Linked DNA regions of Homo sapiens: region 1 is linked to region 2. A link is an interaction called in ENCODE POLR2A ChIA-PET data of the cell type or tissue named here. Cell type or tissue: PC-9. All regions are shown on one strand. Links, peaks and the distances in the headings refer to the core of each region. The heading gives the core; the rest is flanking DNA.

The links. ChIA-PET counts read pairs that join two places held together with the same protein. Peaks named below come from ENCODE experiments on the same cell type or tissue, not always from the same donor. Only the 100,000 strongest peaks of a DNase experiment are listed, where the experiment ranks them.
Region 1: POLR2A ChIA-PET joins it to region 2 with 5 read pairs; 2 of 35 experiments call an interaction of 5 or more read pairs at or near these places.

What each region holds. Positions count from the first base shown.
Region 1 is chr12:12,689,821-12,695,725 of GRCh38, reverse strand. GPR19 (G protein-coupled receptor 19) reads left to right here. Exons shown (of 4, transcript NM_006143.3): 2 at 215-267. Among named protein-coding and RNA genes, the nearest start is that of GPR19, 3.4 kb to the left of the region's middle. In PC-9, for the core only: no CTCF peak of the experiment used is centred there; no DNase peak of the experiment used is centred there.
Region 2 is chr12:11,631,370-11,637,274 of GRCh38, reverse strand. No RefSeq gene overlaps it. Among named protein-coding and RNA genes, the nearest start is that of ETV6, 15 kb to the left of the region's middle. In PC-9, for the core only: no CTCF peak of the experiment used is centred there; a DNase peak (open chromatin) is centred at 3,114; H3K27ac peaks cover 536 bases.

The DNA of each region.
Region 1 (5,905 bases), core at 779-4,778, 1.1 Mb before region 2:
GTAAACAGGCAGAAATGGCATGCATTTAGTACATGGTGTATATAAGGTGGAAATCGGGACGCCCCTAATGGAATGGAATGAGGAAGATTCTAAAAGCCACAGTCCTGAACACAGGCCGAGGTGGAATTGCGAAGAACAGTCGCGGTAACAGAAGTCAGGAATTTGGGAACTGTCTCGAGGGATCTGACCAATCTGACCTCTTTTTGTCTCTCAGGATATATGGGACACCTGCACCGGCATTGGATTTGGCCCCGCAACATCTTAAAGGTACCACCCAACACCTGAAGTGTCTGCCTCCTTCCGATGGAGCCTCCTGGCCCCTCCCACCTCTCACCAGCTTTACCCTTTAGCCAGAATGAAATGTGGATTTCATGGAATGAAATGGTGGCATTTAGCTACCACATTACTCAGATGTGTCACTGACACCTTACAGAAGTACATACTTCTAGCCTCTAGCCTCCCAGTTCACTAGATATTAGAGTCCATCTTGATATCGGCAGCAATTCTATGCCACTTAGCTACTATAATTTGATTCTTTGTATACTATCTGGAGTACAAGGCAGAAGAATGCTGATGGAATACGTAATTTTACTCCAACAAAGGAATGGCTGATAGGTAAAGAGTATCACTTCATCTGTAAGAAAAACTAAATATGGAAAGCCACAGGATTGAAGCTAGCAGTGATGGAGAAGGATCCCAGTGTGAATATATAGAATGGAAGTACTTCAGTAAAGAGCCAGGCATGGTAATCACTTACCAAGAAAGTGACTTCATTTCATTTTGGCAGCCTAAAGTATATCCTGGCAGCTGCGCTGTATGTGTGAAGTGCATAGGAAAATGCTGCAGGAAAAATCCATGGAGGCAATGGAATAGGATTTCAGGGTTGAAGCCTGGGTGTCTTGTTTTAGGGAGTGGGATCATCCAGCTCTGAGAGGCATGACATCTCGATATGATGTCATATAAAGTGTGTACAATTGGGAATCAGACCTGGGCTTTGACTTTAGGGTCTGCCAGTCACTCTGTGTGTCCTGTCTGAATCTCAGTTTCTCAATTTATAAAATAAGGATAATAGTGCCTGTGCCATAGGATTATTGTAATGACAAAATGAGGTAGCATAGAACTTAGTGTAAAGTACATGCCACCTATCAGTTGAATTGTGGATGCTCTGTGCATCGTAGGTCCGTCTGTATTTAGGGAGCTTTAAGACAGGTACTCTACCGGGTCAGGCGCGGTAGCTCACGCCTGTAATCTCAGCACTTTGGGAGGCTGAGGCGGTCGGATCACAACGTCAGGAGATCGAGACCATCCTGGCAAATACGGTGAAACCCCGTCTCTACTAAAAAAAAAAAAATACAAAAAATTAGCCGGGCGTGGTGGTGGGCACCTGTAGACCCAGCTACTCCAGAGGCTGAGGCAGGAGAATGGCGTGAACCCGGGAGGCAGAGCTTGCAGTGAACCGAGATCACGCCACTGCACTCCAGCCTGGGCGACAGAGCGAGACTCCGTCTCAAAAAAAAAAAAAAAAAAAAAAAAAAAAGACAGGTACTCTACCATGCCCACACATTAGAATCACCTTGGGAGCTTAAAAAAATCCTAATGCCCTGGCTTTTCTCTATACCAATTAAATCAGAATCTCTGCGAGTGGAGCCCAGACATCAGTACTTTCTTAAAACCCTCCATTTTGCAACAAAGGTTGAGAGCCACTGCTTTAAGAGTTCCCTCTAGGGCCAGGCACGGTGGCTCACGTCTGTAATCCCAGCACTTTGGGAGGCGGAGGCGGGGGGATCACGAGGTCAGGAGCTTGAGACCAGCCTGGCCAACATGGTGAAACCCCATCTCTACTAAAAATACAAAAATTAGCTGGGTGTGGTGGCACGCGCTTGTAATCCCAACTACTCCGGAGGCTGAGGCAGGAGAATTGCTTAAACCCAGGAGGCAGAGGTTGCGGTCAGCCGAGATCGTGCCACTGCACTCCAGCCTAGGTGATAGAGCAAGACTCCGTTTTGGAAAACACGTTTGGAGGAATGAAGTTTAGAGCTTGAGACAGGCAGATAAGTAGGGCATCATGAGCTCTATTCAGGAGGAAGGCCACTGTGATAAGAATGGGGTTAACGTACTAATTTGGGAAAGGTCATTGATAAAGCCATTAGTATAATTGCCAGGATACACAGGCTTAGCTGTAGAGATAGAAGAGTGTCAGTCTCCCAAGCTGGTCTTTTGATCTAGCACAGGCAACACAGATAATGATGTCTTTATTGCATTACACATGGTGAATCTTGGGCCATCAGCAGGGCTGATGGCAGTAGTGGGTTGGGGCGGATCTTTACAACCTGCAATACCTCATTGGTTGGGGAGGGCATCAAGGCATGATTGAAATGTGTGTTCTTTTCCAATGAGAGGCTGCTGTACATGGGAATGCATGTGCAGCAGGGCATTGATAATGAAGTGTTTTCCGGTAGCCTATCAGGGTTGATGTGGCAGCTCTGACCACACAAGTGGTTTTGTTATTATTAACAGATGAGAAAGGTGAGGTTCAAGCCTGTCTTTGTAGCCTTTCAGGGAACACAGAATCACTTGGAATACAAGTGGCATGGTCAGCAATTTCAGCTTCTAAGAGACAAGTTACTTGCTAGTAGGACAATTCTGGTTTCTAGGTTTATAAATAACTCAGAAGTTGAAATCACCATACTACTTTAGTTATTGAATATAAGACAAAAAAGGTAGTGATAATGGCCAAGAATATCTTTTGCCACATGAAGTTACCTGTCTTTAATTGGGTTCCTTTTCTTGAAAAGCAGGCACACATGAGTGACAGAGAATCTTCCTGGGACCGATAGGAATGCTAGACAGATTGGTCTCTGTCTTTAAAGGTTTTTATGGGTTAGAGTGAGCCAGGACTAGAGCCAAAGACAAGTAATGCTTCAGTTTCTTAAGGGCTTTTTCAGCTGCTGGAGGCCAGTAGTACTTTTGCTCAGAAAGCAAAGGAGAAAGGGGCTTAAGCCCAGTTGGAGAAAAAAAAAAACAAAAAAAACAACTATAATTAGGTCTTTTGTGCTTTGTGGATATCAAATACCTGTTGGACCTTTTTCAGAAACTTTCATATTGTACCAGTATGGGGTTCTGGTTCTATAAATGAGGGTATCCAGTCCGTCTTTCTTTCTGCCTCTTTTTGGGGTACAAGAAATTAAATTTGAGTCAGGCGCAGTAGCTCACGCCTGTAATCCTAGCACTTTGGGAGACCAAAGCAGAAGGATCGCTTAAGCCCAGGAGTTCAAGACCGGTCTGGGCAACATGGCAAAACCCCGCCATTAACCTGGCTAATATTACAAAAAAAAAGACAAGAGAAGCCAGCAGCGAGTCATCACTGGACCTGACCAAGATGACCACTCAAAGAGAGGAATAGACTTCAGCAGGGAAAAGCTAAAGGTCTTTCTGGAGTTAGATAAGTGGCCAGCTGGTCAAAGGAGCTATAGTTGAAAAATTCATAGAAGTAGAGTTTTGTCCCCCTAAACCCACGTAAGTGCCCATTGAGATAAGGAATCAGTCTTTAATACCTGTGAGGTACAGGGAAACTGATGGCAGCTCATGTTAGTACCAACAAAGTAAGACGTATTGCTCATCCTCCTCTCAAACCCTGGAGGGATCAGAAACTAGGAGGGGCAAGATCTAAGGAAACAAGTCAGGAAAAAAGAGAAGTGGCCACACTGTTTTGTTAAATCTACTACAGAAGGCACAAACTGGGAGGAGGGAGAAATGCCTAAACTAAGTCAGGTGCCAACTTTTGATTGTTATATAGGACTGGATATTTTAGTTATTAACATCTCTTAACTAAAAATGACCAGAAAAAGTAATGGGACCACCCAAGTTTTAATTCAGGGATAAGAGAAGAACCAGCCTTGCAACCAGACACCCTTGAAGGGTGTTTTCAAAGGGACAGTGGAAAATGAAAATTAGGTGGTTTTAGGTTAATCTCAAAAGTCATGCTTATTCAGTGTGCTGGTACACTGTCGCTGAGCACCTACTTTGCTGTTTTAGATCCTAGAGGTATAAAGATGAATTGGATGACATCCACCTTACAAGAATCTATGAAGTCAATGCAATATGACATATGCAATCGTATAAGTAGTATATATGAAAATTAAAGTACTATGGTGAAAAGGAAAATGTGACTAACTTATTTTGGAAGGATACAGAGTGGGAGAGAAATAGAACTACAGATAAGATAAAACCCAGCAGGGTTTGAAAAGAGGAGTAGATGTTCACAAAGAGGACAAGGCAGAGAAACTGTCAAGTCTAAGCCACGGAGGCAATACAAGCAGTGTGAAGGGCATGCTTGTTCAGCAGGTGACTCAAATGGAGGTGAAATGGAGGTCACAGGGGTTGAGTTTAGACCAGAGCTATTGGCAGGCTCATTCTGGAAAGTTAACGGAATTTTAGAAACAGATGCACCAAGAGACCAGTCATTTCATCTATCAGTCATTCCTCCCTCTGTTTGACTTTGCCTTTTATAAAATTGACCAACAGCCCTTTTTATTTTTTTATTTTTTATTTTATTTTATTTTATATTTTTTAGTTTGGGATATGACCTTTATTGAGCTTATCCACCAGCGTGGAAATAATGTCTGTACAAAACCAAATGTTTGTTACTATAACTTCTGCATCACAATTAAAATCCAAAGAGTTATTTAAAAACAGTCAACTCAATCAAAACCCACTACTTCAGAATCCATATTTTCTTTGAAGCCACAGTAACACTTATATATGGTTAAGACTCGAATGCAGAAATTTGGTTGATTGGAAAGCTAATTAAACTTCCAACTTGCTCAAATAGAATTACAAAAAGGCAAAATTGCCAACAGCCCTTTTTAGAGAGTGCTGAGAAGATAGTATGGGAACTCTTCTCCATCCTGTTCTCCCAGCTGTTTGGATCTGGCTCTGTATCTGAGTTAGGCTGGGTCAAACAGACTCTGCCTCCTAAGAATTTAGAGTCAGAACATTGAGAGACTGGGTCACTCTGACAGAAGCATTGAATTTATAAGGACATGTGAATTTCAGATCCAAGGCCACCATTTAGGGGCAGCCATTTTGGGGCCAGTAATACAATAAGGGACAAGCAGAACTAGTTGATCTCAAGAGAAGCTGGTGAATGCAGCTAATGAAGAAACAGAGAGAATTGGAGGCAGTAGACCATGTGGTCTCCTAGAGAAAGAGAGTCAGTAGCTACCTTGGGTCTGACCACTTTCAGGACCCTTGTCTAATCTAACGTCTGGCTGCCACTTTTTGTTCTTGATTTCCCTGCACTTCCTCTGAGTCATAATAAATCCATCTCAACCTAAGGGGATTCATTTTTCTCCTTAGACAACAGTGTTATGTGCCTAATTATGTTCTCCCCTTCTTAATGTTTTTTGTCCTAATAAAACCATGTATCTTCCACATTAGGAATACACATATATAGCAAAGACACTTATTTAACTCGCTACAGATATCTCATGAAAATGTAGGTCCTTTATTTTGTCTAGAGTTTTCACCTATTAGTCATCTATTACCGCATAACAAAATTCCCTACAGTTTAATATCTTGGAAGAATAATATCAAGTTCAACAGAGCTTAAAAAAGAAAACAAACAAACAAAAACATTATGTCATAGTTTCTGTGGATCAGGAATTTGGGAACAGCTTAACTAGGCCATCTGGCTTCGGGTCTCTCACAAAGCTGTAGTTGAGATGTTAGCTAGGGGTATGGTCACTGACTAGGGCTGGAGAATCTCCTTCCAAGGCAGCTCACTCACAAGGTTGGCTAGTTGGTGCTGGTTGGTGAGAAGCCTCGGTTTGCTATGTGTGGGCCTCTTCACAAGGCAGCTTGAGTTTCCTTATGACGTGGTAGCTGGCTTGCCCAGAGTAAGTAA
Region 2 (5,905 bases), core at 1,308-5,307:
TACTAAAAATGCAAAAACAAAAAACAAAACAAACAAAAAAAAAACATTAGCCAGGCATGGTGGCGGGCGCCTGTAGTCCCAGCTACTCGGGAGGCTGAGGCAGGAGAATGGCGTGAACCCGGGAGGCGGAGCTTGCAGTGAGCCAAGATTGTGCCACTGCACTCCAGCCTGTGCAACACAGCGAGATTCTGTCTCAAAAAAAAAAAAAAAAAAAAAAGCAAGGGGAAGGTGCGGCTTACTCTCCTAGCTAGCATAATTTATTCTGATCCTTAAGGGAAAATTGGGTTGCTACTACATGATGGAAGCAGAGAGGAGTATCATTAGAATTGAACAGGTCCTTTGGGGGCACCTCTTTATACTACTTTGATGAAAAGTTGATAGAAAACTGCAACACCCAATACAGCAGGACTGTAAATGTTACAGACCCTTCAGGAATGAAGGTTTGGGTCATCCTCCAGGAAATCTGGGGTGCCTGTTGAGAGCAGAGAATGCTGAGTGGATAGTGGGAAAAGGAAACTCTAAATACCAGCTATGACCATGTGACCAATTTGCAGAAATGAGTTTGGTAGTAGTTATGAGTGTATTTTTTCTTTGATATGAATTTATTTAAATACGTATGTTTAAACACACACCACCTTTGTTCGTCTTTTCTTTTTTCTCTCATTCTGCTATCTAACATAACGTATTAACTTTATCCATTAGTATTTAAGTTACAGCGTACCAAAGGGGGAATGAGAGTGGGCTAAAAGATAAATCGACATCATCCAAAGATGGATCTCATTTGTGTATCCTTTAGGGCAGCGGTTCCAACCTTTTTGGCACCAGGGACCAGTTTTGCAGAAGACAATTTTTCTACAGACCAGGAGGTGGGGGTGATAGTTTTAGGATGATTCAAGGGCATTACATTTATTGTGCACTTAATTTCTATCATTATTACATTGTAGTATATAATGAAATAATTATACAACTCACCATAATGTAGAATCAATGGGAGCCCTGAGCTTGTTTTCTTGCAACTAGACAGTCCCATCTGGAGGTGATGGGAGACAGTGACAGATCATCAGGCATTAGATTTTCATAATGAACATGCAACCTAGAGCCCTTGCATATGCAGTTCACAATAGGGTTCATGTTCCTGTGAGAGTCTAATGCCATGGCTGATCTGACAGTAGGCAGAGCTCAAGCAATAATGCTAGCTTGCCCACTGCTCACCTCCTGCTGTGCAGCCCGGTCCCTAACAGGCCATGGTCCAGTACTGGTCCATGGCATGGGGGTTAGGGGTCCCTGCTGTAGGAGACTGGATCAATATCTTTTTAGGTATATGAAGGCCTGTTCCATCTTAAGTGGAAACATACTTTTGCTATTATCTTTATCTGGAAGTGGTTAAAAGAGGATATATAGTTACCAAATTGAAAAAGAGGGACTACACTGAATTGCTATGACATTTTCCAAAATTCCCTTTCTCTTGTGATTCTGAATGAGAGTTGGCCAAAAGAGGAGCCTGCATGAAATCTGGAAGGCAGACGTAGAGGTGTAGCTTTCGGAAGTTTCTGGCAGTTGGATGTAGTGATGGATGCAGAGGTCCCCATTGGAACCAAGCTTGTCCTCACTCTCCTTAAATTTCATGTTCTGCCGTCAGAGGCAATAGTTTTCCATAGATCTCTCTAAAAGCTGCCTTTCTGTAGTCCCATTTGGGCAGCTGGAAATGACTGGCCTCTTGGGTTTCCTTGCATGTTTCAACTTGTCCCCTTGTGCCAATATTTTCAGGTGATTCATTACTGACTGCTCAGTGGTATGGTTCATGTAGGAAAGGCATGATAAATCCTTGATTTTTCTCTCTTTATTTAAATAGTTCCCTATCATCTTCCCAAGGTGATCAACTAGCTTTTCCCCCAAATATCTAAACTCATGAATTGAAACATATTTGATCTGTTTTCAATGTGTTGCAATTAATGCCCTTATTAGTGTTCTAATTGGCCATCCTTAGCCACCTCTCAAGTTTTAATATATAATAGTTTTGTTATTTGGTATATAGTATTCTTAAATTTCCATCATTATTTCTCCTTTCACCCATGCATTATTTAAAAATATAGTTTCCTTTTAAATTTTCAAGAGTGTGGGATTATTTATTTTTTATTGGCTCCATATTTTGTTGCATTATGTTTCAAAGATTGTTGTTGTTTGATGCCAATATTTTGAACATTGCTAAAGTACCTTACGGTCATGTACAGAGGTCAACAAATTCTTCTGTAAAGGGCCAGATAGTAAGTATTTTAAGCTTTGTAAGTTTCATTCATTTTTTTCACTGTACTAATTTTTTACTTTACATAATTTGATACCATTAATACTATCTTATTAGATGCATGTTTAGAATTTTTATATCTTCTTGGTGAACTGAGCATTTAAAAATTGTTATGAGTGTCCCTTTTTATACCTAATAATTTTTTAGTCTGAATTTTATATGTTTCTGATAAAAATACAGCCACATTGGCTTTCTTTTAGTTATATCTGCTTATTACATCCTTTTCTTGTCTTCTAAACTTCAAGCTTTATTTTTTCTAACATTTAGGTGGGTCTCTTCTGAACATATAAGTAGATGTTAAAGATCTATTATGACATTACTTGCTTTTTGAGTGTTGTGATTATAGATTTATTTGGATTTGTTTATACTGCATCACTTTAAAATTTCTATTTTTCTCACTTTTGCTGTTTCTCTTTTATCCTTTTATGGAAGAGACAGTAATGATCAGCAAATATTTCTTGTCTGCCCTACATGACACCTGCATTTAGAGGAGGCAACATGAATGATGCTGGGCAATAGGAATGAAAGTGACATGTGTCACTTCTGGTCCAAGGCTGAGTTTGAATTTGGGGGTCTCCATGTGTTCTTTTATCCTGTTGCAACAACTTACAACATGCTGAATGGAAAAGCGTCTATCAATCAAGCCCTTCAATGACTATGTGCAGCAGAGTCTCCTACCAGCCTGCACTGGTATGCGGCAAGAGTGAGAAATAAATTTTCTGTGATGTTGGTGAGTACTGAAGTTAATTTATCACCACGGCATAATGTAGCCTATTGTGACTAATATGTTATCTTGAAATCTTCGGAATGACTGGTTTTTAAAGTCTTCTTTCCCCTTTTTTTCCTTGATTTGGAATGTATTTGGTCTATTTCTATTTACTCTGTGGTTAGTGTGGGCAGAAGGAGGGGTAGGTGGGAGATTTCCATTACTGCTTGTAAGCCCAACATGGAATTTTTTTTTTTTTTTTTTTTTGAGACGAGGTCTCGCTCTGTCACCCAGGCTGGAGTGCAGTGGCGCGATCTCGGCTCACTGCAAGCTCTGCCTCCCGGGTTCACGCCATTCTCCTGCCTCAGCCTCCCGAGTAGCTGGGACCACAGACACCCGCCACCACGCCTGGCTAATTTTTTTTGTATTTTTAGTAGAGACGGGCTTTCACCGTGTTAGCCAGGATGGTCTCGATCTCCTGACCTCGTGATTCGCCTGCCTCGGCCTCCCAAAGTGCTGGGATTACAGGCATGAGCCACCGCGCCCGGCCCCCAACATGGAATTAAAAGTAGGTTTTATTCAGTATCTAATTGTTTTTATTTGTATTATTGTGCCCTTCAGAGTGCTACACCATGCTATTCAAAGTGGAATCCCTTTTCCTTTTTCTTGCGGATAACACAGATACCACCCACCATCAGTCTCCTTTCACGTATGAGACAGGTTCCTAGTGCCCAAGCCAAAATTGTATGGCCAGATGTGCTCCTGATTTCGGATATTTGGATTTAGAAAGGCCATATAGTACACTTCCAAGTCAAACACTCAAATAGTTCAGCAGCCAAATGTGTGAAGAGGATAAATACAAATAATTAAGTATCCTCCAGTAGTTTACATCAGGTTCTGCCACTCAATTGGTTATGAAAAAAACTTGTTTTTAATATTTTTTTGGGATTGCAGATATGGGATTCTTGACCTATATTTCTTTAAATAAGCTACAAAATAATTTATTCACTTATTGATTTGTAAATTGCATTCCAGTCCTAAGGATGAATTCTCATCACTTTAGTGGAAATCTGTGTTTTCCAAGGCTCTTTAGCAGCAGTTAATTTCATATTAGTTTTTACTAACACTATCAGGGTCCCCACAGAGAGGTTATTTCCTCATGACCTCATTCCTGCATCATGTTTATTGATTATAAAATTTAATTTTGGGGACTGGCATGGTGGCTCACACCTCTAATTTCAGCATTCTGGGAGGTGGAGGTGGGAGGGTTGCTTGAGGCCAGGAGTTGGAGACCAACCTGGGCAACGTAGCGAGACCCCATTTCTACAAAAAATTTAAAAAATTAGCTGGGGTTGGTGATGCACACCTGTAGTCCCACCTACTTGGGGGGCTGAAGTGGGAGGATCACTTGAGGCGAGGAGTTCAAGGTTGCAGTAAGCTACGATTGCACCACTGCACTTCAGCTCGGGCAACAGAGTGAGACCCTGTCTCTTAAAAAAATTAATTTTGAATATAAAATTTAAAGGATATTTATTACGTTAATATGTTTTCATAACAGATTGACTAGAAAAGTAAAAAGATCTGGAAGCTATAGCATACGAAGAAAATTTGGAGAAACCAAATATGCTATAGAGTAGAATGTCATGGTGAATGCCAAGTATAGTATAGACTTTTCAAATTATGTAACTTGAGAGGCTTCTTATTCTAATCTTCTATCCAGTAAGAATCTCACCCTAAAGACCTCTCAGTAAATAATCACTGCTCTCTCCTGGAACACCTCAGCTCACTACTTTTTAAGGCAAACCTCCACAATGTTTCCATTGCAAAATTAATAGCTAGGTAGTTTTTCCTTATGTACCCTTCACACCAATCCCTCTAGGACACATGCATACATCTTTTCTCCAGGTTAAATATACTCAGTTCTCTGAAAATATACAAGGGTGGAAATGTTCAAATCTGCAAATTTCAGAACTAATACCCCAAAGTGGACATGATAAAGTGACAGACTAGCACTCACTCTAAGAAAGAATTTTTCTGGTTTTTTTTTATTTGTTGTTGTTGTTGTTTTGTTTTTTGAGACGGAGTTTCGCTCTTGTTGCCCAGGCTGGAGTGCAGTGGCGCAATATTGGCCCACAGCAACTTCCACCTCCCAAGTTCAAGTGATTCACCTGTTCAGCCTCCCGAGTAGCTGGGATTACAAGCATGCGCCACCACGCCCAGATAAATTTTTTTTTTAATTTTTTTAGTAGAGATGGGGTTTCTCCATGTTGGTCATGCTGGTCTCAAACTCCCAACCTCAGGTGATCCGCCCGCCTTGGCCTAACAAAGTGCTGGAATTACAGGGATGAGCCACTGTGCCCGGCCAAGAAAGGATTTTTCTAAGTTGAGCTTTTCAATAAAGCATGTGCCTTTCTAGACCTGGGAACATCTCACTATTGGTAACAAAACAGAGTGGGGAACCATTTGATCTGAAGAAGACATTTCTGCTATAGGATAAAGGTACAGCTTTCTGACTTGTAAGTTCCTCCGCACTTCCCAAGTTGTACAATTATTTGATTCCAAATGGTTGGGAAATGATGAAACAAAACTTCTTTTCTAGTCTTCTTCCTTCCTCCCTTAATGAATAATTAACCTCATATTAAATTATCCTTCCTATGAAAGGATCTGAGTTTGTTATACCGAGGTTTCTTTCTTTCTTTTTTTTAGAAGTGAATACATTACTAGCTTCCTAGTCAGTTTGAACTTAAAAGGCAATTTTTACAAAATTCCCAGCAGAGGTGCCAAATATTGATTCAGTGGTTGCCAGACCAAATGTGTGTCTTGTGGTAATCTGTAGTAAAGTATATTTTAGAAGTCAAACTAGACTTAAAAAAGCTTTTAAAAAATATTTTGGATTG